Linked DNA regions of Homo sapiens: region 2 is linked to region 1. The links are chromatin loops, found by intact Hi-C in ENCODE. Cell type or tissue: Caco-2. All regions are shown on one strand.

Region 1 (2,500 bases):
CTATTAGTTAATCCTTACCACAGCCACATGAGATGGGTACAATCCTGTATGCCCACTTTACAGAAGGGGAAATAGAAGCCAAGAGGCACTTGCCACATAGGTGGTAGATGGCAGAGCAGGATTCAAACCCAGGACAGTTGGACTTCCAAGTCCTGTCCCTCTCTGAGAGTGAGTGAGACAGACATAGAGGGTGAATGGGATAGACATGACCCTCGCTTTACAGAGCTCTTATGGTTGAGCAGGGAGCAGCCGCATTGGCATGTCAGAGTGACAAGCGTTGCGGAGGGCTAAGCAGAGAGCCTGCAGAGGAAGGCCATGGACCCAGGCTGGAGGCCTGTTGGGTGGAGGGGAAGGAAACAGTATTCTAGGTAGAGTCCTCTGCGATCAAAGTCACTTCCTGCTCACCTAAGGGATACGTTTCATTCGCCTCTGGGCTTCAGCGAGGAGGTACTAGTTCAGTCGTCTGTGTACAAGCTATTAATGATTAATAATTTGAGTGCAGGGGTGTGGCTACTCATCCAAGCCAGTGTTCTGGGATCTTATCTCCCAGGCACTCCCATTGAGGCTGACCCCTCCTTTTCCAAGCAACCTGTGCCCTGAGGTCCTGTCACACTTCTTTACCATGTGCAAATAGCCTGGGTTATGAATCTGTGCTGCCCAGCCCGCCTCTCACTCCACTTCTGTTGAGTGAGTGAGTACATTCAGATGTCGTGTTGGACTGTTCCATTGCACAGTTAGAAATAAAGAAATGAAGCATCATTATAAACCTATGATTGAAAGTCCAAGCCACGTAAATTCTGCTACGATCCTGCCACCTGCCACCCCAACATACTGAATAGTGTTTATGTTTGTGTACTTTTCTTCAGTCCCTGTCCATTGGGCAGGTGTATGTATATATATAATTTTTTTTTTTTTTTTGAGATGGAGTCTCGCTCTGTTGCCTAGGCTGGAGTGCAGTGGCGCGATCTTGGCTCACTGCAAGCTCTGCCTCCCGGGTTCACGCCATTCTCCTGCCTCAGCCTCCTGAGTAGCCGGGACTACAAGCCGCCCGCCACCATGCCCAGCTAATTTTTTTGTATTTGTAGTAGAGGTGGGGTTTTGTCGTGTTAGCCAGGACGGTCTCGATCTCCTGACCTCGTGATCCGTCGAACAGGTATATTCTTATGCTGTTGTGTACAAAAGTGCATCTTGTCTCTTGCTTTCTCGGCATGGTTGTATGAAATTGAGTAGTTAGGTGATTGGCCACCAGGTGGTGCTGCAGCACCAGGCACCAGACCCGAACCTGGGAACCGCTGTCTTTAAATACCCAGCTCTGAGCCATCCTTGTCTGTGTAAGTTCATTTTCAGTTTTTTCCTCTAGGTGCTGTGCTGCTCATAAATGTTTTCCATACCTATTTCAAAAGAAACCAGAAAATATTGAAGTGTACAGAAATAGAAAGTAAAAGTGCCATACAATAATGCCATTAAGAGGCAGTGATATTAACAGTTTAGTGAATATCCTTCTATACTTCTATATGTGTGTTCACATGTGTTATAAAGATTTTAAAACATGTTCAAGTGTCATTTTCTCAGTGAGGACTTCTCATATACGCCCCCCCCCTTTAAAATTATGACTTCGTCTAGTTGTGGGGGGGGGTTGTTGGGGAAGGAGGGATGATTAATGGATTCAAAGATAGGAAGAAGATTGGATAAGATCTAGTATTTGATAGCACAACAGGGTGATTGTAGTCAATAATAATTTAATTGTACATTTAAAAATAACAAAAGGAGTATAACTGGATTGTTTGTAACACAAAGGATAAGTGCTTGAGGTGACAGATATTCCATTTACCCTGATGTGATTATTACACATTGTATACCTGTATCAAAATATCCCATATACCCCATAAATATATGCACCTGCTGTGTACCTGCAAAAATTAAAAATAAGTGTAAAAAAAAGAGAAAATTATGACCTGTCTCCCACCCTGCCTACTTTTCTCTGCTTTACTTTTTTCTTTATCACTTACCATGAGCTGGCAAGCCTTGTCTTTTGCTGAATGATTTACTTAGTGTCTGTTTCCCCCACTAGAATATACTGGGGGTTTTGGGTTTTTTCTTCACTGCTCTATCCCTAGCATCTAGGACAGTGCTTGATATATACTAGCTTTTCAGGAAATAGTTATTGAATGAAAGCATGAAAGTGAGTGTGCCCTGAGTTTATGGACATTGCTCTCTGTCAGGAAGTATTGATCTCCCTCACCTTTTTATCTACCACTTAGTATCCCATTGAATGGATGTGTTCTAACTGTCTTTACTGTGGTTTTCAAGTGTTTTCCTGGCTTTTTTGTAGCCAGTGTTACAGTCAGTAGCTTTCCTGGAACATATACTCTCTGGTTATCTATTTGATGATTTCCTTGCTTTGTTTGAACTCTGGGCTTAGTGCTTTACAAAAAATAGCTCATATTAATCCTCACACCAACCCTCTAAGAAAGATGCTGCTCTTAGTTTCTCCTTTTCA
Region 2 (2,500 bases), 56 kb before region 1:
CTGTGTAACTCCTTAGAGCAACTCTTTTTGGAAAGCAAAGTCCCTATTTCTGTACAGTTTTAGGTTAGGTGTTTCATTTATAACAGATGCAGAAATCAATTAAGATAAAGTGATATGTGAAGAAATCTTTTACAGTAAAATATATCCTGAATTCATATAGGCTTGTTCATAATTGAGTCTCTTCTTGAGCTACCTTTTCAATATTAGACAATGTGAAGACAGTGACAGCGTCCTTTTCTAGAGATATTTAGCCTGTTATTACAAACTGTGAAGACAAAGAATTTTATACTTTTACTAATGTTTGTGGTTTTAAACAGTTATTTTCATTCTAATCAGTTCTCTACCCTCTAATTTCTACTAAAGCTGTAAATACATTTAGAAATTATATTTGTAAATACAGTATATGGAGACAAGTTAATTTTTTGGTCAGTGGAAAAAGCCTCCCAACCAATTGGCCCTGCCTTGGCAGTTGTGTTTTTTGTTGTTGTTGTTGTTGTTTTAGTTTAGTTTTTTTTTTTAAACAGCAGAAAGGATACTGTCGGTTCACTGTTGAGCAGAATATACTGTAGAACGAAAATGATAATTTTTAAATCTTCCAGAGCATGAGTAAATGTCTTTTCTAATGATAGCAAATATAACCAACTCTTTGTTTTTCCCTTAGCCCAGACCATATAGACCTGCGTATTTTGTGTGTGGTTTTGTTTTTATTTTTGTTCTTACAGCCTAGACCCTAGGAAAAATTTGCAGGAACACGAAACAAGGGCTGGGGGGAAAATCATCTATGTGAATGAGCTTTACTTTAAAGAGATCAATGTATTTTATTTTATCAACTTTTTCTCTTAGTTACTGTGATTTTTGTTGTTGTTGTCCTCGTTATTGTTAAATTCTGTAATGGTTTCCTGTGAAGCCTCCACTGAAAGGGACTCAAATATGCAACACCTAAACTATTTTCCAAGGGCACATGCCCCTTGAATGGTGCTTCTAGACTGGTCAGGGTTATTTATTAAATTTTATATATGAAAGTATTGGGGAATTATGTAAATTCTTTATATGAAACTATCTAGTTCATAAATCATAGATTTCATATTACTCAGTGCAACTGAACTAAAAGTTCAGAAAAGTCATTCACATTGTTCCAAATTTGTAATGGTTGTCACATGTCACATGCGTCTTTTTCAGTAAGTGCCAGAGTGTTCCCACTGTTTCTGCCCAGTGCTTGACTTCTCGGCCCGGAAGAGAACCTGCTTTCTCTGGTTTCCTTCCTGAGTCTGGCACAGACGGGGCTATTGTAGTTCTTGATCAAGTCCTGGAGTCAGCCTTGCCTGGCTCTCCTTGTAGCAGATTCAGTCCACAGACCTCTTGCTGCCCCTCAGTGACAAGTATGCTGTGAATTCAACCTTTGGACTTGCTGCCCAAGCCTTTGGTTGCTGCCCTGACTATTGTAAGAGGTAAACTTACCTGGTTTGTTTGAGAATGACCATTTTCCTAATGTGAAAACCATCTCTCTCACCACTTTTATTAGTAGGGCTAACATTTTTTTCCGTTATAAATGGTTGAGCAATTTGAATGACTTAACACAGTGTCATTATCTTGCAATATAAACTGGTAACCTCACAACTCCACACTTCATCACCATATGAAGTAAATGAAGCTAGCTAAGCGGATGCTGTATCAACTAGTAACTTGCCATTAAGGATTATTTTATAGCATGAATTTAAGACTATTTATTCAAATGATATTTTACTCTTGTATTCACTTTGTTTTAGATTTGTGACATGAATATTTCAGTGCTGCTTAATTTTGTTCTGAATTCTTGTTTCTTGCTTGTAAATGGCTTTTTTATGGTATAAATAAAGTCAATGGACATTGCTGTTTGTAAATAAAAATGCTGCTAGAGCAAATGTGCTGTGGTCTCCCTCTGCGTGGGCCCCCTGAGCTTCGGTGAGTGTCAGTGGCTCTGACAAACATCTGCAGTGTCATAGTTTCTGTAATCACTGTTTTTGAAAGGTGAGGGTTTCCTAAGAAGCTCTTGTGCCACCATCGTGCTGAAAAGAAGAGAAAGAAGCGAGTATATTTCTGACCTCTTGTGTGGCGACTGAATTGTCGGCCTCGGTCTGCACCCAGGCACCCCCAGAACAAATCGTGAATCCCTGCCCCTCGCGCCTGCAGAGAATATCTCTTGCTCAGTCGTCCACAAAGGGTGGGGTTGCCCAGGCTCTTCTGTCTCCACTCAGCCAGTTAACTCCCCCTCCTCCTCCAGGTTCCAGCCCAGGGACCCCTCTTCCCACCAGCAGCCCTCCAGGTCAGGCCCCTCTAACATAGCATTTGTTGAACTGTGTTCCTGCTCTTTGGAGCACCTATTTCAGTTTGTAATAGGATATTCATTAGCGAGATGATTCAGTTAGTATTTCTGCCTCTAACCTGGAGGCGCCCTGACAGCAGGGATTACAAACTCTTTTCTCTCCCTCAAGTATCCTCAGCACAGGACCCGGCACCACAG

What was found. A loop is a pair of places that touch in the nucleus more often than their neighbours do. Peaks named below come from ENCODE experiments on the same cell type or tissue, not always from the same donor. Only the 100,000 strongest peaks of a DNase experiment are listed, where the experiment ranks them.
Region 2: it touches region 1 in a loop (4-fold over the local background); 1 of 110 quality-filtered maps calls a loop at or near these places.

Annotation. Positions count from the first base shown.
Region 1 is chr9:126,939,540-126,942,039 of GRCh38, forward strand. All of the region lies in intron 1 of RALGPS1 (Ral GEF with PH domain and SH3 binding motif 1), which reads left to right. Among named protein-coding and RNA genes, the nearest start is that of RALGPS1, 26 kb to the left of the region's middle. In Caco-2, a CTCF peak has its summit at 1,259 (motif pointing right); DNase peaks (open chromatin) are centred at 532 and 1,242; H3K4me3 peaks cover 529 bases.
Region 2 is chr9:126,883,978-126,886,477 of GRCh38, forward strand. ZBTB34 (zinc finger and BTB domain containing 34) reads left to right here. Exons shown (of 2, transcript NM_001099270.4): 2 at 1-1,901. Among named protein-coding and RNA genes, the nearest start is that of ZBTB34, 25 kb to the left of the region's middle. RefSeq lists enhancers at 1-173, 2,411-2,500. In Caco-2, no CTCF peak of the experiment used is centred here; a DNase peak (open chromatin) is centred at 1,364.